Regions from separate parts of the Mus musculus genome. Here all the other regions are linked to region 2. Evidence: chromatin loops called from intact Hi-C (ENCODE). Cell type or tissue: heart. All regions are shown on one strand.

Region 1 (4,000 bases), 130 kb after region 2:
GGGCAAATTTGATCTTCACTGTCAGGATATCTTGTTTCTTCTTGTTTTCTTCTTCCCTTACAACTACTTAACAAACAGTAACCAACAACAAGCAACAGCAGACAACAGCAAACAACCCACCCCTGCTCTCGGCTTTCATATGCCCTCTGATAACTCCCCAGAATTCCAAATGTCATACAGTCACAAAAACTATCTGCTGATGGCAAAAATCACACCCCTGCGAGAGCACGAGGCAAATTGTAGCCAGCTGCTAAAGACAGTCTGAAGCAGCGCCATAGGCTACACCTGGGAGTGAAAGGAAACCATATTCCCATAGTGCTTCTGTGTTTTCAAAGAAACCAAAACTCTTATTACATTTCAGCCAGTAAAGATACTTGCCACCAAGCCTGAGTTTCATCCCCAGAGCCCGTGTTGCAGGAGAGAACCAGCGCCTGCAAGCTGTCCACTTATCTCTATATGTGCGCACACACACACACACATGCACACACATACACACACACACACACACACATGCACACACATACACACACACACACTTAAAACATCATTTTGGGAACTGGAAAGATGTCTCAGTAATTAATAGCACCTTCTGCTCCTGTTTAGGACTGACATGGTCACAATCATGATTAATGTCTTTTCTAGGAAACCCAATGCCCTCGGATGACTTGTGTCTCAGGCACCAGACACAAATGTGGTGCACTCATTACATCCGTGCAGGCAAGACATTTATTCACATAAAATAATTATTTTTAAAACATCATCTTATATTATATGTGTGTGTGTGTGCCTAAGCACATGTCTGTATTCTTTGCTACCTGGGAAACTGAGTCAAGAGGGTAATTTAAGCCCGGTAGTTCAAGGCCAGCCTGAGCAACATAGGGAGACCATTACTAAGAAATGGAAGGAAGGAAAGGAGGGAGGAAAGGGAGGAGGGGAACAGGAAATTATGGAGGGAGTGAAAAATGAGTTGAATGAGGTGCCATACAGCCTTAATCCCGTCACTTGGGAGATAAAGACAGAAGGATAAGAAGTTCAAGGCCAGCCTTGGCTGCCTAGAACCTACTTCAAAAACACCAAGAAGAGCCACTGAGATAGCTCACGGGGAAGGCACTTGCCAGCAAGCTGGACAACCTGAGTTCATCCTCAGAAACTACTGGGTAGAAGGGACGAACTACCACCTGCAAACTTTCCTCTGATTGCACACACATGCTTTAGCATAAGTGCATCTACATGCACACAACACGCACTATATAAACAAGTGTTAAAGGTAAACATTTAAAGGAACAGAAAAAAAGAAATCAAAAGGAAGAACAATTAAAAAGACAGCAGCCCCAGGCTGGAATTGGCTTTACCGGAAGTGCATATCCAGTCGGAGGCCACACAAAAACGCATACAGAAAAGTGTCTGGAGCGAGATGGTAGTGCCAGCCACACGTGGCAGGAGCCAGGCGCTGGAGAATCCTGGTGATGCCATAGATGCGTCAGAGCCTGCAGGCGCATGCCGCAGAGAAGCCCAGCCGCCTGCCACGCTCCTCCAGCGCCCCCTACTGGAAACCTGTAGCATCGTGGTAGCCATCAGAGGAAAAAAAGACTTCAAGGCCTTTTTTTAAAGGCCTAATATTAGTTCAATAAATGGTTCATTGACCTGTTCTACAGCAGTTCAGTGCCGTGATCCTAGAAAGCTTAAGGCTAGGGCATATTCTAATCCGACTTGCACTAGAGTGAGACCCTGTATAACAACATCAACAAAAACAAAAACTACCATCGGATTCTAGAATACTTGAGGGCTGACAAGGCTCAGTGGGTAAAGGTGCCTGGTGACACACGTGACGACCTGAGTTCGATCCCCCGTGATCCACATGTCGAAAGAAGAGAATTGAAATTGATGTAATTATAAAAAAAAAAAAAAAGAAAGAAAAAGCCGGGTGAGTTCCAGGACAGCCAGGGCTATACAGAGAAACCCTGTCTCGAAAAACCAAAAAAAAAAAAAAGGAAAGAAAAGAAAAGAAAAACTTTTAAAAAGCCAAGCACTTTTTAATCCCAGCCCTCCCAAGGCAGAAGCAGGTGGATCTCTGTGAATTAACAGCATTGTTTATTTAGCAAGTTCCAGGGCAGCCAGGAATACATAGTCTCTCTCTCTCTCTCTCTCTCTCTCTCTCAAACATGCCTGCACCCATGCATGCACACCCCTTTAAAAAGGTAAAAAACAAACAAACAAACAAAAACACCTTGGATTTGGAGTGGGAGGACAAAGATAGATGGTTGCATAAATAATGATGTTGTTTTAATGCTCTGGGAACTAACTGAACTCAGCCAACTGGCCCACACTCAGGGGTCTCATATGTCATTGCTACAAAATGGAAGAGGAGTCTGGGTCACAGGATGATGGCTTTTATGTTGGTCCCCGTGTTGGGAATGCTAAACCAGCTGGCCAATCCCTGCTGTCTTCAGCACAGCACCCTCAAGTGGCCAGCTGAAATGTCAGCAGCTGGCACCGGCCGGGATGTGCTGGGGCCAGCTTGCACCAGCTCAAGTGGATAAACTGCGCGTATCTCTTTCCAACTTCACAGCCCTGGGGCCTCAGCTGGGCAGTGTAATTGTGTGATTCATACCCCAGGCAACAACCAAGGCTATAAACATTAGTCTTCCCACCCTCCGACCCCCACCTAGCCAGTTGTTAACTACCTAGCAACGATCTAGGACTCCCAAGAGGGATCGTGACTCTACAGGGAGTCAGAGGCATTTTTAGACTGCCACCTGGAAAATCCCTTGGCAGTGCCACTTCTCCAGTGACTGAGGCCTTGTGACTCGCAGACTGATGGAGTTACGTGTCAGAGAGCAAGTACCATCATCATAGTCCTTTTTGGAATGTACAGTCATAGGTTTTTGCAGATGGAATGTTAGCAGCATCCCCAGTTACCATGCCAACCAAAAATAACCAGCCAACAAACATGCAGCTCAGACTCTCTTACCAGTAGCTGAGTGACAAGCAGACAGTATCTGATTTCCCCCACCCAAACTGGTCTCAGCCAGTGATTGACATTTAGCCTCCAGATTGTGGGAGCGATGTACCATGGGCATCCCCACAGAGAGACCTGGAGTTCCTACATGCAGCAGACAGGATTCAAGCTTTGCTTGGCTCAGTCTTGCAGGCCCCCTACCCCTCTTCTTTTTCTGTGTAACACGCGTATGCATGGTGCCCTCAGAAGCTAGGAGAGGGTGTCAGATCCCCTGAAACTGGAGTTAGAGCAGTTGTGACCCACAATGTAGGTGCTGGGAAATTGAATCAGTCCTCTACTAGAGAAGTGAGTGCTATTGTCCCCTGGTCCATTGGTTCAGCCCCATTTGTCTGTCTGTCCTCTTCCTCCTCCTTTTCTTCTTGAGTCCCTAGCTGGTCTGGACCCCACTGTGTAAAGTAGGATGGTGCAAGCTCACAGAGATCTGTCTACCTCTACCTCAGGAGCACTGAGATTAAAGGTCTAGGCCACCACACTTGGCAAGAAAAAGAAATTTTTTTTAGAGAAAAGTTTAAAAAAGGGGGGGAGTAGTTTGGTGGTGAGGCCTCACAATTATAAAGGAGGCAGCCAGGGAAAGGCTCAGAGACGTGGCCACCTTTAAGTGAATACCTGAGTGAGAGGAGAACAGAGAGACAGTGGGCAGATAGTGTGAAACCTTACGGCCCTCAGAGAGGAGTCTGCCATTAGCTTGAGAACGGGGAGTTGTGGAGGGTTCTGAGCTGCACAGGACAGCACCTGACCCAAGTGTTTCCCCTACCTGAGTGCTTACGAGGAAGGAAGCACAGAGCCAGGAGATGGTGGTGGTGCAGGTGACAGCTGATGAGGACTAAGGTTCAAAGGTCATCTCTGACAGGCCATCAGAGCAGCCTCCAGTGAGGAACCCCGGTAGAAGCCTAGAATGAGAAGGTTCCTAGAACCTAGGTGACGACAGCGAAACGCTGCTGATGGCTACAGCAGAGAACACTCACCTTGCATCACTGCAGT
Region 2 (4,000 bases):
CCCTATCTCTCCCTTCAGCTTATGTCCACTTGAACTCAAGGCCTCCGATGCACTAAGAGAGTCTTTTAGCACTGGGATTACAGGCACGTGTCTCCTTACCATGCCTGGAAGAATGGTCTGAAATATATATCTTAAAAAAACGATTTATGGGGAGAACTGGAAGGAGTGGAGGGATGGGACACTGCAGTTGAGAAGTAATGTATGAAAGAAGAGTAAATAAATTTAAAAATTATTCCCGCTGGGCAGTGGTGGTGCACGCCTTTAATCCCAGCACTCAGGAGGCAGAGGCAGGCGGATTTCTGAGTTCGAGGCCAGCCTGGTCTACAGAGTGAGTTCTAGGACAGCCAGGGCTATACAGAGAAACCCTGTCTCGAAAAACCAAAGAATAAAAAATAAAATAAATAATTATTCCCCACCCCAGAAAAATAAGTAGGTTTAAAGAAATATTCCCCATCCCTCTGTGTGTGTGTGTGTGTGTGTGTGTGTGTGTGTGTACCCCTCTGCGTGTGTGTGTTCTCAGAGGCTAGAAGAGGGCCTCTGAAAAAGCAACAAGTGCTCTTACGGACGGAGCCATTTCTCCAGCCCCAGAAAAATACCTTTTAAAACTAAGACTATATACATCATCAGTGACTCTTGATGTCAATAAATATTCTTCAAGAAGATTAATCTTGGGGCTGCCTAAGAAGCCATCCTACTAATTGACTCTAATTTGCTCAGCCACACTTTCCTCATTGAGCTCCTGTGCTGTGGTACACAGTTTGCTTTTAGAAACCATCATCCACAAAAATAAAAAAAACAAGCCCAAGCAGCTACATAATTGTTTCCTTTGAATACACGAGTGATGGGCTAGAGGAAATGTGAGCGAGTTCACCTTATCTTCTAAACTCTGAGTGTGGGGTCGGGAGCTGGGGATTGAGCCCAGGACTGTAAGAGAATCTTGACTGGTTCTGAATAAGTGAGGCACACTCTCAGCTCCTGAAGAACTGTTTGCTTGTATTTGGTTTTGTTTTAGACAAAGTCTCATGCAGCCCAGGCTCATGCCTGGAACTCAGGATGTAGCCAAGGATGACCTCCAGCTGATGATCTGTCTGCTCCCACATCCCTCGTGTTGGGAAGACAGGGGTGACCGCCATTGCCTCCCTAGAGATACAAACCACTTGTAGCAACGATGCTACAAGAGGCAGTGGGTGCTCTATACTCTCTCTCCCTTTCTCTCTCCCTCTTCCTCTCCCCCTCCTCTCCCCCTCCCCACCCCCCTGTCTTTCTTTTCTCCCTAGGTTCTTTTTTTTCCAAGACAAGGTTTCTCTGTGTGGCCCTGGCTGTTCTTGAACTTGCTCTGTAGACCAGATAGGCCTCAAACTTAGAAATCCACCTGCCTCTGACTCCCGAGTGCTGGGATTAAATGCGTGCCCCGCCATGCCCAGCTATTCTGAACATTTTTACGAACCTGGAATTTTATGCTAAAGTGGAATTATTGGTTTCTAGTTCACCCTAGAGACCAAAGTTGGGAGAATTCTAGGTGCTCGTTCATTCACCGGCTGCCCTCTGCTGCCTCCCTATGGTCGGGGACACACATCGCAAGATCATACAAGGGATTCATCACTTTGGCCTGTATTCTCACCGGTGTTTAAACACTCTTGTTGTTCACACTTTGGCCTGCATTCGAAGTATTCTCACCGGTGTTTAAACACTCTTGTTGTTTTTCCTCTTTCTTTATATTTGCTTGTTTTGCCTGTGTATGACTGTGTACCAGAGTGAGGGGGACAAAGAAAATGTTCTCTGTTTCTTCTGTGTGATTCCCAGGATTGAATTCAGGCCATTGAGCAAGCGCCTTTACACGCTGAGCTATCTCCCCAGCCCCCTTAATAGATTTTAAACCGAGGTCTGACTTCAAAACCTATGCTCACACTGGCTCAATAAATATATACACTGAGCACTCGCTGTGAGCCAATCACATTGAATAATGATAATGCCAACATTGACAGAGTATGCAATGCGGCAGGCCATGTAACATACACTCCCTTAGAATTTGCAGTAGGGTTCTCCCAGGAAGATGTAAAATTAACATCTGTCTCCACGCAGGGATGGTGCATGCCAACAACCAATGGAATGACTCACGCACGTTTATTAGGGGTTATTTATGGGGCTGTGGAGAGCTACAAATGACTGCACCCCCTCCCAAGAACACCTCCCCCCCACCCCGTTCATTTACTCCCCAAATGGTACAAATCAGGGCTTAGACCGCCACCTAGTGTTAGAACAGCAAACTTCAGGGCCTGGGTAACAACCAGACTCTAGGAAAAATTTGTGTTTATTTCTTGGCCCTTAAGAAAGGGTGCTGTTGGTGTCGGCAGAAGCTGTTTGAGCCTGGGAAGGTTGGCTTGTCTTACTGCAGTCTGTCATGAAGAACTGCTAAATGGTGGCTTGAAAGACAAAGTTATTTCAGCTAAGATTTGGAGGGCTGTTATCACTGAAGTCCTCACAAAAATCCATATGCACTATTGATATTCCCATTCAAAAGGCGTGAAAATTAAGGCACAGAAAACGTACATAATCCCCAAATCACACAGGCATTCTGATTTCAAATGTCTAGACTTCTAATCACTTCTGGTCCCCTCCCGACCACCGGAAAAATAACATAAATAAAATTTAAAAACATAAAATAAAATGATGAGGACTAGAAAGTTCTGTGCTGTCAAATAATCCCACGTGGCCATAAAAAGAACATGTAGAGATGAAGATGCAATTTACCTGGAGGGTGTTTGCCTGGAGTCTGTCAGGGAGGGGACTAGGGATGGGTAGAGCCCCCAAGAAGAATCCCCCAGTGAGGGTCTGGGTGTGTGGCCCAGTGGTAAAGCCCCTGCCTAGAATCCCCAGTGAGGAGTTGGGGGCATGGCTCAGTGGTGTAGCCCCTACCTAGAATCCCTCAGTGAGGAAGGGGCTGGTACTCTGACTGACCTGTGGAGCAAATAGACTGGGCTGGTTGAAAGAAGCCATTTTCTAAAGGTCGGTACTGCATAGCTCCATTCCTAGTATCGTAGGAAAGGCAAATCTAATCGATAATGACCACATTAGATTAGTTGATGCTAGAGGCTGATGGGAGTGGGGTTGCTGCAGGGGAATCTGAGCGATAGAAATATTCTCTCACAAGCAAGGGCACGGGGCCACCTCTGTGTAATCCCAGCATCCAAAAAGTGGAGGCACAGGGATCAGAAGTTCAAGTCCACCCCCAACTATATCACGAATTCATGGCCAGCCTGAGCTACATGAGAAACAAAACCAGGAATCTCCCTCTAGTCTCAGCCTAGAACACAATGATCCCCCTGCCTCTGTCTTCATGAGTGGAGTCATGAGTCAGCACACCCTGCTTCATTTTTTCTGCTTATATTCACTAATCGATCCGATGGGGATCATCCCTCCACCCAGTGTACCCATCCACACCAGTTGCTCAAATTGGTCACTTAGGTGCCACGTTGGTTATCAGATCAACTGTTGGGGTGTGGAGTACAGGTGGGCTCGTGCCCCTCACCTCATTATGCCACAGCCTTGCAGGGAAGGAGGTCCAAGGGAGGAAGGGAACTGTGGCTGATATAACGGAGGGTGGTTTGTCAGCTGCAGCTTGATGCTTTCCAAGGGAAGAGATACAAATGTTGCTTCTGGGTAGGAGTGGCCTGCGTGGGGCTGGAGAGATGAGCGTACATTGTTCTTGTAGAGGACTCCAGTTGGGTTCCCAGCACCTATGTCTAGCTGCTTGCAGTTAACTCCTGCTCCTGGGAATCTGATGCCCTGTTTTGACCTCCTCTGGCACTTGCTCACACAGTTGGCACTCACTTACACAGGTAAACATAAAAACAAAGAAAATATAAAGGCGCGAGGGCACGGGGAAGAGGGACAGAGAGGGGGAGAGGGCGGGTGCTGGAGAGCAGGCTCAGTGGTTCACAGTACTTACACACAGAGACACATTCATAGCCATATCTCTCATTGTTTACTAATCCGTCTT
Region 3 (4,000 bases), 110 kb before region 2:
AGGCTCCCCTGCCCCCCCCCCCACTTTTATACAGGCTGGCCTTGAACTCTCTATGCACTCAAGGGTGACCTTAAACTCTCGATCCTTGGACCTCCACTTCTAGAGTGCTGGAATTGCAGGCATGAGCCACTTCACCCCCTCAAACCTAGGGCTTCCTGCATGCTAAGCAAGCACTCTATCCACTTCAGCCAAATCTTCAGCCTCTATAAGCATTTTATGCCTATGATTATGCAGACTCCTCAAGATAACCCGATACAGTGCTGTCTGTGTTGAAATGTCAGTGTAAACAGCAAGCCATCCTTACAGCTCCTACATACACACAAACACAGATCCACACCACACAGACACACAGGTACATACATAGACAGACAGACAGACAGACAGACACACACACACACACACACACACACTGGCATTCTGAGTTAGGATCTCATATAGCCTAGACTAGCCTCAAATCCACCATGTAGCTGAGGAGGACCTTGAACTCCTAGTATTCCTGCCTCCAATTTCCAAATGCTTGCCGGGTAATTCAGGCACTCCCACCATGCCCTGCTTAGAGTTTGTTTGAGACAGGGTTTTTCCTTGGGTATCATAGAACGCCTGATCCTCCTGCTTCACCCTCTTAATCTCTGGGATTACAGAGGTTCAGCATCACTGCAGAGACACCCCCCCCCCACACACACACACAACCTGATCTGTTGTGATGTGTGTGATTGAGTGCCCTGAGGTCACATGACTCTACAGAACTCCTTCACATTGGTTGAGTTGAGGTCACAGGACTGCAGAACTACTTCCCAGATGCCAGGGCCCTGGACTTCCAAGAGGAAAAATGGGTGTCATCAGAGTGCAACAGGTTATCCCTGTGGAGGGCAAATGTGTGGGTTTTCTTTTTTTTTTTTTTTTTAATGTAGAAATGGGTGATTTTTTTTTTTAAGATTTATTTATTTATTTTATTATATGTAAGTACACTGTAGCTGTCCTCAGACACTCCAGAAGAGGGAGTCAGATCTCGTTACGGATGGTTGTGAGCCACCATGTGGTTGCTGGGATTTGAACTCCTGACCTTCAGAAGAGCAGTCGGGTGCCCTTACCCACTGAGCCATCTCACCAGCCCAATGTGTGGGTTTTCAATGTGATACTTCTTGGTTCCATCAGGCTTGTATGGTAATTTATTACTTTTACCTGTTGAGCCATCTTGTTGGCCCTAGATATTCATTTATTTATTTAGTGTGTGTGTTCATGAAACCTTGGTTTCTGTCCTTCTCTTCTCTTCTCTTCTCTTCTCTTCTCTTCTCTTCTCTTCTCTTCTCTTCTCTTCTTTTCCTTTTTTAGCAAGAGTTCCTCGCTGGACTGCTATTAAACAAGTAGGCTAGGTTGGCTGGCCAGCAAGCCCCAGTTTATCTTCTTCTCTTCCCTAGCTTTTTTATGCCGGTGTTGAGGGTCTAACCCTTATTCAGCAAGCACTTTGCTGGCTGACCCATCTCCCCAGGCCTCTTCCTCCTTTGAGAGGTCTTATTCCTTATTTCATTACCTTCCTAACTTCTGTGTGCTGGAATTACTGATCCATTCTGCTATCATGGCTCAGAATCCTTGCTTCTCTGAATTCTCTCTCCCTCCCTTCCTCCCCTTCTTTCTCCCTCTCCCTCCCCCCCCCCCTTTGTTTACTCAGTGTAGTCCTGGCCGGCTGTTCCAGATCTCATTCTATAGATCAGGTTGGCCTCACTCGCTGCCTATGCCTCCCGAGTGCTGGGATTGAAAGCACGAGCCAATACTGTCCATCGCCTCTTGGTATTTTCAATCGATGATTGGTTGAGTCCACACCTATTAAAAGACACCCCGCCCCCTCTCTGTATTATTCTTTGTAGAGTAGAAACTTGGCCAACCTGGCCAGTAGAGGGTGCTACAGGGACACTGGCAGTAACGAAGGTGGCCGGTCAAGCAGTAAGGATTCTGGCCCTCTGGTTTCTTTAGGTGGCAGGACAGGGATACACTGAGATGAAGAAGGGGCAGCTGTCTTGGCCATGTCCCTGACGCCACACGCTTAGCTGGCTAGAGTGTCTCTAGATGTCTCTGTGAAGCTAGCCTAGTGATTGTTTTTAGGTCCTGTCCCAACTCCGAGGGGACATATGCTGAGGTGGAGGGCCGTGGCATGGGGGTGCGGTCGGGAGACTAAAGAAGCCTTCTTCCCACCCAGCTGCCTCAAGCTGCCCGTGCGCTGCCCGTGCGCTGCTGGAGGCTCCTGCCGAGGTCCTCCTGAACTTCACACAGTTAGCGGCACCCTGCTCTAGGCGCCCTCCCACCTGCCTTGCCTGTGGGCATCTAGGGATCCTTTTGTGTTACCAGTTGACTAGGAGAACTTTGCCCTGGTGGTGGCGCTCTGATATCCCATCAGGTTCTTTTTCTTTTTTCTTTTCTTTTCTTTTCTTTTTTTTTTTTTTTTTTATCCGAGACAGGGTTTCTCTGTGTTGCCCTGGCTGTCCGGGAACTCACTTTGTAGACCAGGCTGGCCTCGAACTCAGAAATCTGCCTGCTTCTGCCTCCCAAGTGCTGGGATTAAAGGCGTGTGCCACCATGCCTGGCTCTTTTTCTTTCTTTCTCTTTTGCTTGTTTGATTTTGTTTTGTTTTGTTTGTTTGTTTGTTTTGTTTTGAGACCGGCCTTCTCTGTGTACCCCCTTGGTGTTTCTTAATAATGCATTATATTACCTTCTTCTGTTTAGCAGAGCAGGTGGCCCCTGTGCCCCGCGTGTACTTAGATCCATTTAGCTATTGGTACATGCCGTATAGACACACAAAAAGCACATGGTCTGTACCCTCTATGTCAGCCAGTCTCCTGTGGCTATAACACAAAGCTGAAGACTGGGTACTTGATAAAGAAAAAAGGTTTACTTTGCCTATATTCCTAAAGGCTAAAAGGCCAACATTCGGGCGTGCTATGTGTTTGGCCTCTGTTGCAGATCCCCTTGGCGGTATCACAACAGGGCAAAGAAATGGAAAGAGAAACAGCCTCTTAGGAACAGCTTAATGCACAGGGAAGCTTGCTTCCCAGCAGCACGCTCCTGGAGAACAAACACATCCCGGAGACCAGCATTGTTTCTTACTAGGCCCAACCGGACACACGTTTTACTGTGTGTGTCTTCTTGTCTATCCACCCCTCCCCCACTAGACTGTGGGCTGCAAGGGACCCACACCAAGTAGGTCCATGTTAAATTCCCAGGCCTAAAGTCGTGCTTAGCACATAATGATTGCTTAATATAGGTGCTTTTACTCCTAATTAAAATTTGAGTGTAGCAGAAACTTCCTTCCTGATTTTCTTGTTGGTTTATGTTTATGTTTATGTATGTATGATGTATGTGTGACATATGTGCAGGTGCCTGGACACATGTGCACGATCATTGGAATCCAAAGGAAGGCACTAAGTGTCCTCTGCTCTCAGTCTGTGCCTTATTTCTTTGACACAGGGTCATTGGACCCAGAGTGTTGATGTGCTCGGCTGGTATCCAGCAAGCTACTGTTGCCTGTCTTTATTACCCTACACCCAAGCCAGCATTGACGTTCTTTGTCTTTTAGGTGGATCCTGGGAATCTGGATTCAGATCCTAGTGCTTTCTCAGTAAGCATTCTTACCTACTCAGTCAATTTCCTTATCCCCTGTGGTGGTTTGAAAGTCTTTGGCCTATAGGGAATGGTACCGTTAGGAGGCGTGGCCTTGTTGGAGGAAGTGCGTCACTGTGGGGGGTGGGCTTTGGAGGTATCCTCCTATGCTCGGGCTCCACCCATTGTGGGAGAGAGCTTCCTTTTAGCTGCCTAAGGGTGCCAGTCTCTCCTGGTTGCCTTCGGTCAAGATGCAGAACTCTCAGCTCCTTCTCCAGCACCGCATCTGCCGAGACACAGCCATGCTCCCTACTGTGATAATAATAGACTGAACCTCTGAACCTGTAAGCCAGCCCCAGTTAAATGTTGTCCCTTTAAGAGTTGCCTTCAGGGCTGGAGAGATGGCTCA
Region 4 (4,000 bases), 150 kb before region 2:
GTGTGAGAGAGAGAGTGTTTGTGAGTGTGTGTCTGTGTGTGTTGGGTGTGTGTTTGTGAATGTGAATGTAGAGTGTGTTGAGTGTGCATGGCTGTGTTATGAGTGTGCGTTTGTGAGTGTGTGAGTGAGTGTGAATGTGTGTGTGTGTCACTGTGGAGGTGTCAATAGTAACCAGGTATGGTGGCACACACCTTCTAAAACCAGCACACAGGAGGCAGAGGCATGCAGATCTCTGTGAATTTGAGATCAGCCTGGTGTGAATAGCAAGTCCCAGGACAGCCAGAGCTACATAGAGACTCTGTCTCAAACAACTCTCCCTAAACACACACACACACACGCACACACACACACACACACACACACGCACACGCACACACACCATAGCCAGGCATGGTCATGCTCTAACTGTGATCTCAGCACAGAACTTGGGAAGCTGATGCCAGGCCCGACTAAACGACAACTAATCTGAACAAGTCGGGCAGGCAGGCATGGTGGCTCAAGCTGTTAATTCCAGCACTCAGGAGGCAGGGGCAAGCAGATCTTTGTGAAATCAAGGCCAGTCTTGTCTACACAGTGAGTTCAAGATCAATCTTGGCTACATAGCGAGACCCTGTCTAAGGAAAAGAAAAAAAAAAAGAGTAATCATGTGAATGTGTGTGTGGGTGGGTGCGTTGTACGTGGGAGCTGAGAAGTGAAGGCAGGCATTTAGATTCGTCAAGAACTCATGGAATCCTGTTCATGTTACCTGGAAATCCCTGACAGGCTTCTGACTCTTCTCCCAGAGACCCTCACTATCACTTGAAGCTCCCAAACAAATGTAGAAACTCTTGAGGACGGATGACTTTCAAGGTCCTCCTCCAAGGACCTTCTGTGCCTACTGGACATTCCTAGAGCTTTACCAGTTATGTCGCGTTCCCCACCACATCCATCTCCCTTTCTCACACAGGCTGCAAGCCTGAACAACAGATGATGTACGCAGGAAGTAAAAACAGGCTGGTGCAGACGGCGGAGCTTACCAAGGTCCGGAGGGGCTCTGGAGGGGCTGGGCAACCTGAGGGTCTGAGGGAGGGAGCCAGGGGCTGGACCCCTGGGGTTGGTGGGCTGGGGGTAAATTCTAGACCCCAGAGAGAAAGGCTGGGCCTAGATCCTCAGGTCTGAGGGAAGTGGGATGGGCCTGGACTCCAAGGTCTGAGAAAGGAGGGATATGGAGGCTGGGATTTCTGGATTTGAAGCAGGAGGGCTTCTTGACAAACAAAGTAGGAGGGTGACTCCTGGGTTTCTAGTAGGAGGACTGGGGTACGGACTCCTGGGTTTGGAGGAGGATGGCTGGAATCTGGACTCCTGATTCCTAGGGGGTTAGGAATCCTCATTGGATCATAATGCCGATTGCTCTTTATCCAGGTGTTTGAAATCCGCACCACAGACGACCTCACCGAGACCTGGCTTAAGGAAAAGTTAGCTTTCTTTCGTTGACCTTTGAGCCAGGGATTTGGAATCCTTACTTCTGAAGGCTCAGATTGATAGGATATGAACATCCAAGAGCGAAATAAAGGTTAAAATTTCAGGAACTTAATAACGACATGGTATCTGCAAAATCTGAGCCTCTTTGTTGGTGCCGCCGGACAGTCCCTACAGTTCCAACTTTGGCCGGGAGGGGGCGGACGTTTCCAGCGAAACCAAGCTGGTCCCAGGAGAACAGACACCTGTTTCTCAGAAACCAAGGGAGGGGGGACTATGGGGTTTCCTTGGATGGAAGGTGGCCTGGGTCCCCTTAAGGAATTTGGAGAAATGTTTGAATCAATGAAGGGTCACGCCTAAGGGGATAAAGACCCTCGAGAGGAGAGCGCGGGCACCCTTTTTCTCCACCTGTTTCCCCCGCTCTGGGACAAGAAGGCATCTTTGGCGCCAAATGCTACTTTTCTCAGCCCTCAGATAGGAAGAATTTAAAGGCCAAAAGATGTCAAAAGATCAAAATGTAATTGCTTCAGGCACTCAGGAGGATGCTGAGGGATGGATGTTTTGAGGTTTTGCTAAGCTTGAAGGCCCAGGACTGTGGGGAGAGAGAATTCAGAACTCTCAGTGAGCCCCAGAGGGCTTGAAGAGTCAGGGAAAGGATACTCCCTATACGCTAGCCTTTTTTCTTTTTCTTTCTTTTTTCTTGGCACATCAGGGCATTGAATTTTCTCAAACCTCTGTTTCTCTTTGAAGGACATGTGTTGAGCACCCAAGCCATACAGGGCTCTGAGATGGGCAGTCACCACAAAGATGAATCATACTTTCTCTGCTTCTCCCAGTGTCTCCCATGGCTCCTCAATCCTCACACCCAAGGCCCCTGGAACTCCCTCCCTCCACCTCTTTCCAGGTTCCCCGTTGAGAGGTGGCCGTTGCCATGGTAACAATGACACAGTGACCTTGGGCCTGGGCTGTCCCTCCCCCAACCCTGGTGCTCTTAGACGAGCCTAAAAGGGAATTCTAACCCTGCCTCTCCCTCTCAGCCTTCAGATTCTTCCCCCCTTCAATCCGTGTTCTTTTATCCCCAGTCAAGACAAACCCTTGTCGAGAAGTTCTGCATAGAATATCTCTAAACTGGGCTATGGAGAAATGCCCTTAGCTTTCCATGTTCTGGGACATGTGGATCAAGCTGTCTCCGCCCTGCTAGAGGCTCCACCCCACCTATGTTTCTTCTGATCACAGCCTCAGTTCCCAATGGCTGGAGGTGGGAAAGAGAGGTCTGGGGATAAGAAGAGGCATCGAGGCCAAGCAACCGCCGCTGGCTTGCCGAGATCATGGAACTTGTCACAACAGTCACAACCTCAAATGCATAACAGCTAACTCTCCCACTGAGCGCTTCCTACGAGTCAAGGATCTGTGGGCACCATACGGGCATAGTTTAATTAACCTCACTCTGAAGACAAAGAAACCGAGGCACAGAAGGTGAAGCCATAGACTATCCCAGGCCCAAAGACCACACTATGGTTTTTTTATGCAAGAACTCAACAGCCATTTCTTTTCCCCCTCCATCCTCACTATCCTTCAGAGTTGAACTGGCTTTTCGGGTAGAACTGCAAATAACCCAATCAGAAAGGACCATGTAGGTGACTCGCCCAATCAAGAGCAAATCTGGAAAGCAAAGACTAACCAAAGGGGCGGAGGGGTGGTTCGATGGGTTCAGTCTTTTAAGAAGTACCAGCACCCTGATGTTAACTTATTTATTTACTTTTTAAAATTTTGATGTATTTTATTACATTGTATTTGTGTGTGTGTGTGTGTGTGTGTGTATTCTTTGGGCAGGAAGGCAAAAATGCAGAGTGTGGCTTAGGCATTAGTGGGTGGGGCTTAGACTTGTGGGTGGAACCTAGGATAAATACTATAATTAAGTCTCGAAGTGGGTGGTGGTGGTGGTGGTGGTGGTGGTGGTGGTGGTGGTGGTGGTGGTGGAGGAGGTGCAGTGATCGGGTATGACTGCAATCCCAGCACCTGGAAGGCACAGGCAGGCGGATCTCTGTGGACTGGAGGCCAGTCTGGTCTATAAAGTGAGTTCCAGGACAGCTAAAGCTACTGAGAAATCCTAATCTGGAAAAACCAAAGAAGAGTAAGAATCCTGAGTTTCAGGTTGGGCGTGGTGGCGCACGCCTTTACTCCCAACACTTGAGAGGCAGAGGCCCGCAGATATCTCTGAGTTCAAGGCCAGGTTGGTTTACACAGCAAATTCTGGGCCAGGTTGCCATACAGAGCTAGATTTGTGCTTTAGGGCAGGGCTTAAGAGGCAGCAGGTAGCCCTGGCAGTAGTGGCACATGCCTTTAATCCCAGCACTTGGGAGGCTGAGGCAGGCGGATTTCTGAGTTTGAAGTCAGCCTGGTCTACAGAGTGAGTTCAAGGACAGCCAGGGCTACACAGAGAAACCCTGTCTCAAAAAACCAAAAAAAAAAAAAAAGAGGCAGCAAGCAGGTGGGGCCAGAATTGGGGGTAGGGCCTAGGTGAGGAATTATAGGCTAGGTC
Region 5 (4,000 bases), 170 kb before region 2:
TATTGAGAGAAGTCTTCAAGCACTAGGATTCCAGAAGTAGAGGAAGTTTGGGAAGGGAGAGTCTGAAGGATGCTGGGGCCCCTGCAGAAATAGTGGGGGAAGTAGGCTGAGTATCCAGAAGAGTTTATAATTTCAAAGGACTAAGAATGGAGGGATAAGAGAAAGCAAGAAGAGATTTAGCCTAACTGGGATTCATCTGACAGATTCCTGAAATAAGACTGGGGATGTCAGAGAAGAAAATTGAGGGTGGGTTTCCAGAAAGTGCTATAGATTACCGACACGGGGCTTGGGAGAAAAATCTCTAAAGAATGTCTTAGGAAGTGGTCTTCTGAGAAAGGTCCTGACAGAGGGATTTTTAAATACAGGGTAGGGTAGGCATTGGGGGGCTTTATGAGAAATCTCAAGTTTAAAAACAAACAACCCCCCCCAAAAAAAAACCCCAAGCATATAGGGCTGAGGGAAGAAGACTCCTAATGAAGACCTGAAAGCATTGGAGTAGGTTTTCCACAAAGAATTCTGGGTGTTCAGCTATACTGAAGAAAGATTAGGTAGGTATGCAAGGCTTTCTAAAGATGGTTCTAGAGAATTGGGGGTGGGGGAGATTCTGAGGAAGAGATAGCTAGAAAAGTCTTTTAATAAGAAAGTCTGAGAAAAAGAAAGAACTAAAGGCCATCTCAGGGTTACTAAGTTCTGTGATGCATGGGGGTCCTGAAAGCTGTAGCTTAGAGGGGTGTTTCAGTATTGTAAGGAAGAGTGTCAGAAAGTTTACCAAAGGCTAGAAAGGGAGTTTCAAATTTTCAGGTTATCCAAGAAAAGTTTGAGAAGAATAGAGGCTATGAGGAAACTTTTTTGGAGTCCGTACACTATTCTTAAAACATGTGGTGTGTGTTACTGGAAAGGATTTGGGATACAGAAGACAGGCTTTGGAAGAGGTTTTGGGAATATGAGAGGAACTCTGGAGATTTTCAAGATTAGAAGGTGTAGAGGCTGAGGAGAAAAGGGCTGGGGTACATGAGATTACCTCTAGAGCATTCCAAGCTGGGGAATATTTGTGTAACATGAGTTTGGAAATCTATAGAAGGGTCTAAGAAATATGAGAAGAGGACAGGGCGTATATAGGAGGTGGAAGCAAAGAGAGGAGAGGAGAGGGTCCTCTAGGTGAGTTTTGGCATCTAAGAGCACTTCCTGAGTATCTGAGGACGACTGTTCTGGGATATGCAAGCTCTTTAAGGATGATGTAGTGTTCACCAGGGACATCCTGAAGAATTTGGGGATAAGAGTGAAAATCTCTAAGACTTTTGGAATGGGGAGAGGTAGAAGGGTAAATTCTTGGGGGTATTTGAAGAAGTCTGAAGGAGAGATGACTTGAATATGTGATGCAGATGGGGGGGGGGTTAGATGCAGAGAGTATCTGGGGGCGGTTTAGGGGCTTTAAGGTTCTTCCTGGGGGAGATGCCTGGAATATCTGTGCTGTGAAGACAGATGACGAGTAGCCACCAAGGAATGTGTTGCGATTCAGGAGGAAGATGTGAGGAGAGAACCAAGGACCAAAGGGCGGGGATCCACAGGGAGCGTCCCCAGAGGAGGCAGTTGAAAGCTGAGGGTGGTCTCCGGGGAGGCCGCTGGAGTCGTGCGGGAGGACCAGGCAGATGTGTGCCGAGTCAGGACAGAAGTCCCCGGGCCCGGCCCCTCGGCTAGCCCCAGGGCGTGACGGTTTGGGAGGGAAACTGAGGAAGGGGCCCGGGTAGGGAGAAACGGGCTGAGTGCGGAACCCTAAGGGGTCCTCCAGGATCCTCCGGCCTCCCGAGGCCCGAGTCAGCCGCCCGCCGCAGCCCGCGGCGCGGGGTCCCTGAGGGGGCGGGGCCGGCCGCGCGGCCTGGGTCGCCCTGAGGGGAGCGCCGCGCGCCTCGACCGCCGCCGCCCCGCGCCCGCCGGCCCGGCCTTGCCCGAGACTCACCGCCTCGGCCTCCGCCGCCGCCGCCGCCACCCGCACCTCCTCGGGCAGCCGCCGCCACCCGCGCCGCTGCCGCCGCCGCCGCCGCCGCCGTCGCCCCCTCTCTGGCCCGAGAGCTCCCCTCCCTCCTCCCGCACCGACCACCGCCGCCGCCGCCGCCGCCGCCGTCGCGCTGCGTCACCGCGCCGTGCGTCACCGCCCCTGGCCCCGCCCCGGAGGGCCACTGTGCGCCAGCATTAGCTCACACCCTATTGACAGACGGTGAGCCCAGCCAACTGGCGGCGAGGGCAGACCGAAGGGTGGGAGGTGTGCGGCAAGAAAGGCGGGGTCTTGGCCTGGAGGGGAGCGACAGGGCTGGAAGGAGGCCTGAGAGGCCCGCCCCCTCCTCACTACGATTGGTCTGACGAGAAGGTGACGGACAGACGGACAGGCCCCGGGCGGAGAGCAGAGGGCCGGGAAGAGGAGGGGCGCGCGCCGCGTTGCCCCGGGCAACGGTCTGGCGAAGCCCGCGATTGGACCTACGGACCCGCAGGGGGCAGTCTCGCGCCGGTCTAACTCAGTAGCGGCGAACCCAGTCACAATTCCTCATTCTGGCGTTCAAGGACCCCCTCCTCTCCGCCCCTCGGTCACACCCCGCCCAGGGTTTGTGTCCGGTAGTACCATCGCCCTTTGGGATGACAATGCTGCCTCCTGGCTCCTGGTATCGATCGGCCGCGCCTCAAGTGACACCTCAAGATGAGCGAGGTCGACCCTTTAAGGGTGGAAAGAGATAAGACCCCACACATAAGAGGCTGTCAATAAATGGAGATTGCTTCCATCACTCTTGTCGTGATCTTAGTCCATCCACAAACTGTCCTGCGCTGGGGTGAACTGACTGGAAAGGGGCCGGCTCTCCAGAAGGGTGACAGCAACGTGGCTTGTTCCGAGAACTCCAAGAAATACAGTCAGGGTGGAGTGTCGAATTTACGACAGGGAGTGGTAGGAAATGAGCTGCGGCTAGATGTTTGGCCACTGGAGGGAGTATGCACTTGTGCTAAAGGCACAGCGACTAGAGTGACGGGGCCAGTAAGGTCTTGGGGACTTGGGAGTTTGGAAGGGACGCCTCTAGCTTACATAGGGAAGTGGGGTGAGAAGGAATGAGACACAGAAGAGAGAACCCAGGGAGCTACCTGGGGAGTTGGGGCGGGGTTGCATCTGGAAGGGACCTTGGGGAGGGAGGAGGTGCGAAGTAGGCGGGACACTCAGGTGGCCCATTGAACTAGCCTTTTGCCACTGGCTGGCCACAGGGCGGAAGAGAAAAGTCCAGGACAAAGCCCTCTGGGAGATTGGGTCCCAGAGGAGAAGCTCAATGTGGGACAGCCAACACTGAGGTCAAGACCATTGCCCCACCTCGGGCACAAATTGAGGCTGGAGACCAGGATTTAAGGATCATTAGAGATGGTAATTGAGGTTGTGGGAGTTTGTGACCAATCCCAAGGAGGGTATGAGGGGTGAATGGAGACAAGGCTCAGACGGAATTCTGAGAAATGAGGGCACATGAGTTGAGAAAAGAAATGAGTACTAGACCAACATTGTGAAGATGGCACAGGAAAGAGTTGACGGGAACTGGGCTTAGCGGCGCGTCCTATCCCAGCAGAGCATTTCTGTAGGCTTGAAGCTAGCCTGGTCTACATATTGAGACCCTGAACTCGGGAGGCAGAGGCAGGTGGCTCTCTGAGTTCAAGGCTAGTTTTGTCTACAGAGCGAGTTCCAGGACAGCCAGGGCTGCGCAGAGAAACACAGATATTTTAAGTCTTTTTTTTTTTTAAGATTTATTAATTATGAGCACACTGTAGGTGTCTTTAGACAGACCAGAAGAGGGTATCAGATTCCATTGCAGATGGTTGTGAGCCACCATGTGGTTGCTGGGAATTGAACTCAGGACCTCTGGAAGAGCAGCAGTCAGTGCTCTTAACCACTGAGCTATCTTCCCAGCCCACTCCACCTTTTTTTTTTTTTTTTTTTTTTTGGTCTTTGGAGACAATGTCTTTTTAGATATTCATGGCT
Region 6 (4,000 bases), 69 kb before region 2:
AGACAAAGTGACCCCCCTCCACCCACCCTTCCTGCTCCTATGAGTATATAACCTGTGTGGGAAAAATAAAAATTTGTCAGCTTGAACAGAACCGCTTGTCTTGCTTGTTCTTTGTGTTCCTTTGTCCCCCATTCTCTTCCAGGTGTCCCCTCAAGTCCCTGTTCGACTGTCCTGTGGGTCGGGACATATGTGTATATGTGTGTTATGTGTATGTATGTATGTATGTATGTATGTATGTATGTGTATGTATGTATATGTGTGTATGTGTGTGTATATGTCTTAAGTGAACTTTTCACTCAGGATAGAAACAACATTTGCTTCTCCAAGATGGGACACCAACAACAGACCAAAGTCCAATTTGGGGAGCCAATATGTTTCTTGGGATTAAAGAGATCATAGGTGATCCGATCCCCAAGCTGCCTTCCTGACAGAGTGTCACCCCACATAGAAGGGTGACATACATCTTCCTACAGGTGAAGACCCCCTCTTTAGCTACTTTTCATACTCTATGTATTCTAAAAACCTCCTGAGACAAGGTCATGAGAGCACTTGACAGATTCCATACTGACAAGGGAGGGGTATGCAGGAGGGAGCAGCTGGAATCTCAGGCAGGGACCTAATGGCCTCCACACTCTCCTTCCCTGGGGGAAGGTCTACAGTCAACAGGCCTGGTCTCTTTCCAATGGTAATTGATTAACTAATTTTTGAGACAGGTTCTCACTGTGTAGCCCTGGCTGATCTAGAACTCACCAAGTAGATCAGACCAGCCTGGAATACTTGGTAATCCTCCTGCCTCTACCTCCTGAATGCTGGGGTTAAATGCTATTATGCTTGGCTTGCTCTGTATTTTTTATATTGTATTATATTGTATTATATTATATTATATTATATTATATCATAATATAGTAATTTAGCTTGTGTGTGTGGAGGTAAGAGGACCACTTGTGTGAGTCATGTCTCTCTTTCAACCATGTGGGTCCCAGGGCACAAGCTTAGTCATTAAGCTTGGGGACAAACACTTTACCCACTAAGCCATCTTGCTGGCCGAACAAGTCTGACCTTGAGGGTGTCTTTGCGTAGCCACAATGGCTCTGATAAAAATAAGAGCTGTTAGGCTGGAGAGATGGCTCAGCAGTTAAGAACACTGATTGCTCTTCCAGAGGTCCTGAGTTCAATTCCCAGCAACCACATGGTGGCTCACAACCATCTGTAATGGGATCCGATGCCCTCTTCTGGTGTGTCTGAAGACAGCTACAGTGTACTCATATAAATAAAAATAAGCCGGGTGTGGTGGCGCACGCCTTTAATCCCAGCACTCGGGAGGCAGAGGCAGGCGGATTTCTGAGTTCAAGGCCAACCTGGTCTACAAAGTGAGCTCCAGGACAGCCAGGGCTATACAGAGAAACCCTGTCTCGAAAAAACAGAAACAAAAAAATAAAAAATAAAAATAAAAATAAACCAGGCAGTCATGGCTCATGCCTTTAATCCCAGCACTTGAGAGGCAGAGGCAGGTGGATTTCTGAGTTCGAGGCCAGCCTGGTCTACAGAGTGAGTTCCAGGACAGCCAGGGCTATACAGAGAAAACCTGTCTCGAAAAAACAAAAAACAAAAAAAAAATAATAATAAAATAAAAATAAATAATTAAAAAATAAGAGCTGTTCTGTTCTGAGGCCTATTCTATAACAACAGTGAGACAGACAGACACGCATACACACACACACACACACACACACACACACACACAATAATGAGGGAGAGGGAAAGGCTGAACATGAAAGAATGGCTGAGAGTATCATAAGGGATTCTGACAGCCACATCACGGGATCTGTCCCCACTTGTGACGGCAGCAGCAGTTAACAGCTGGAGCTAATGAGCTGTCCGGAGTGAGGCCACATCTGGGTCACAGAGCCCAGTCTGTGTGTCTGGGGGATGACTCCGGCATGTGTCTGTGTTCTTCCGTAGCAACTCCCCGTAGTTTTGGGCCTGCAGCAATGTCTCAAGCCATCTTCCAACTATCTGTGGTTCCAAAGTGGGTGGTTTACAAAGAATGGTTTACAATACAATGCACGTGTGCTACCTTGGGTCCAGCCCACTCCTCAGCACTGGATGAGAAGTAAAACTAGAGGCAAGAAAAAAAAAAGTTTGTTTCTTAGTTTGGGAGGCTAGGAGATCTTCTCTGCCCCTGCTGAATTCACTGTGGAGTTAGGGCTGGTCTCGAACCCCTGATCCGGCAGCCTCTACTCCAAGTGCTAGGATTAACTGATGTGCGTCGGTTCTCCTCTCCTGTGCCATGCGAGGGTTCTTCGTGACCGACCTGAGTATAGTTACTGACTTCTGGAACCTGCATATATTCAACTTTACAAGTCAGTGCCAAAATGTTTCTGTCAGAGTCTCTAACACATCCTTTCCCCTTATAGTACACATCCCCCCACTTAAGCTAGTTTGAGTGGGTTTCTATTGCTTCCAATCAAAATGAATTTTAACCTACCCGAGCCATCAAAACCGACTACGGGATGACAGCCGTGTCTGTGATATTTCTCCTGAGAGATCCCTACCCCAACAGCTGCCATCTGCAGTGGTTTCAAAACTCCTGTGGAAATCTGTCACACCAACAGTATTGCGAGGCGAGGCCTGTGAGAGGTGGCAACGTCATGACTGTGTCACCATCACGAATGGCTGAAGGTGGCTGAGTGGGAGTGAACTAGTTATCACAGGAGCAGAGGCCTGAGAGTCTCTTCCTTCGCACACATGGACGCCCTCCAAGATCCAGCTTAATAGCTTACAACTATCATCCCAGCAGTTGAGGCAGAGGCGGGAGGATCAGGACTTTGAGGCCAGCTTCAACTACATAGTGAGTTTGAGGCCAGCCGGGGCTATGAGGTCCTGTCTGAAAAACAAAACATGAGAACTGGGGAAATAGCTTAGTGGGAAACGTGCTTGTTGCACAAATTTGAGGGCATGAGTAGAAAGCTAGGTGATGGCGGTGCCTTGTGACGTTGGTGCTCTGTGACATCGGTGCTGGGGGGAGGAAGAAGGGGCAGAGAGACACAGGCAGCTCCCTGAAGGTCACTGACCAGACACAGTGACCTCCATGGTGGTGAGCTCCAGCTTCAGTAAGAGACCCGATCTGAAAAAATACAGTCGTGTGAGCAACCTGTGATATTTGCACAACTCCAGGACATAGTTCTCAGGGTCTGTCCCCTTGGTTAAGCAATGAGTGACTGAGGAAACAAGTCCCCAGGGTACCTGCCATCCCTCAGCAATCGTGGCTACCCATGGCCTGGCGTGCTCAGGGCTGATTTGCATGTTTTTCTGTCTGCGTGAAACACATTCAACATTTTCTTTTACATTTAAAAAAAACAAAACTTTTTGGGGCTGGAGAGATGGCTCAGCAGTTAAAGGCACTCACTGCTCTTCTGGAGGATCAGGGTTCAATTCCCAGCACCCACTCAGCAGCTCACAACTGTCTGCAACTCCAGTTCCAGGGCTTAGACACTCTCACACAGACGTACAAGCAGGCAAAACACCAACGCACATAAAATAAAAGCAAACAAATAGAATCTTTCGTTTAAAACAAAGACAAACCTTTTTTCCTTTTACTTTGTTTTATGTGTATGTGTGTCCTGCCTGTATGTATGTCTGTAACCACACATGTGCATTTTTAACAGAGTGGGCCACATCCCCTGGGACTGTAGTTGCAGATGCTGTCACCTGCCAATTGGATGCTGGGAATTGAACCAGGGTTGTCATGAAGAGCAGCAGCAGGTGCTCTCAGCATCTGAGCTGTCTCTCTAGTGCACCCGTACACTTTGAGACAGGGTTTCTCTGTGTAGCCCTGGCTGGCCTAGAACTCACTATGTAGACCAGGCTAGCCTAGAACTCTGCCTCCTCAGTGTTGGGTTTAAAGGTGTATGCCACCACACCCGGCTTCATATGTACGTTGTGTGTATTTCATTTGTGTGTGAGCATATGTTTGTGCGTGGGAGTGTACACTCCATGA

What was found. A loop is a pair of places that touch in the nucleus more often than their neighbours do. Peaks named below come from ENCODE experiments on the same cell type or tissue, not always from the same donor. Only the 100,000 strongest peaks of a DNase experiment are listed, where the experiment ranks them.
Region 1: a loop joins it to region 2, with 3 times the contacts of the local background. A loop is called at or near these places in 25 of 42 quality-filtered maps.
Region 3: a loop joins it to region 2, with 8 times the contacts of the local background. A loop is called at or near these places in 13 of 42 quality-filtered maps.
Region 4: it touches region 2 in a loop (9-fold over the local background); 30 of 42 quality-filtered maps call a loop at or near these places.
Region 5: it touches region 2 in a loop (5-fold over the local background); 28 of 42 quality-filtered maps call a loop at or near these places.
Region 6: a loop joins it to region 2, with 2.8 times the contacts of the local background. A loop is called at or near these places in 10 of 42 quality-filtered maps.

Annotation. Positions count from the first base shown.
Region 1 is chr7:28,725,305-28,729,304 of GRCm38, forward strand. All of the region lies in intron 2 of Fbxo17 (F-box protein 17), which reads left to right. Among named protein-coding and RNA genes, the nearest start is that of Fbxo17, 11 kb to the left of the region's middle. In heart, CTCF peaks have their summits at 1,544 (motif pointing left) and 2,474 (motif pointing left); no DNase peak of the experiment used is centred here; H3K4me3 peaks cover 277 bases.
Region 2 is chr7:28,599,680-28,603,679 of GRCm38, forward strand. No RefSeq gene overlaps it. Among named protein-coding and RNA genes, the nearest start is that of Pak4, 3.5 kb to the left of the region's middle. In heart, CTCF peaks have their summits at 1,552 (motif pointing left) and 2,276 (motif pointing left); no DNase peak of the experiment used is centred here; H3K27ac peaks cover 370 bases.
Region 3 is chr7:28,488,775-28,492,774 of GRCm38, forward strand. No RefSeq gene overlaps it. Among named protein-coding and RNA genes, the nearest start is that of Ifnl2, 20 kb to the right of the region's middle. In heart, a CTCF peak has its summit at 1,893 (motif pointing right); no DNase peak of the experiment used is centred here; H3K4me3 peaks cover 314 bases; H3K27me3 peaks cover 813 bases.
Region 4 is chr7:28,444,971-28,448,970 of GRCm38, forward strand. It overlaps Gmfg (glia maturation factor, gamma), which reads left to right. Exons shown (of 7, transcript NM_001039192.2): 6 at 947-1,020; 7 at 1,402-3,260. The coding sequence ends at 1,473. Among named protein-coding and RNA genes, the nearest start is that of Lrfn1, 5.3 kb to the right of the region's middle. In heart, a CTCF peak has its summit at 1,649 (motif pointing right); a DNase peak (open chromatin) is centred at 1,681; H3K27ac peaks cover 270 bases; H3K27me3 peaks cover 1,100 bases.
Region 5 is chr7:28,434,181-28,438,180 of GRCm38, forward strand. It overlaps Samd4b (sterile alpha motif domain containing 4B), which reads right to left and starts at 2,011. Exons shown (of 13, transcript NM_175021.3): 1 at 1,958-2,011. It also overlaps a transcript of Gmfg not described here. In heart, CTCF peaks have their summits at 2,477 (motif pointing right), 2,676 and 2,974; DNase peaks (open chromatin) are centred at 1,661, 2,291 and 2,961; H3K4me3 peaks cover 3,080 bases; H3K27ac peaks cover 2,076 bases.
Region 6 is chr7:28,530,333-28,534,332 of GRCm38, forward strand. No RefSeq gene overlaps it. Among named protein-coding and RNA genes, the nearest start is that of Sycn, 8.6 kb to the right of the region's middle. In heart, no CTCF peak of the experiment used is centred here; no DNase peak of the experiment used is centred here.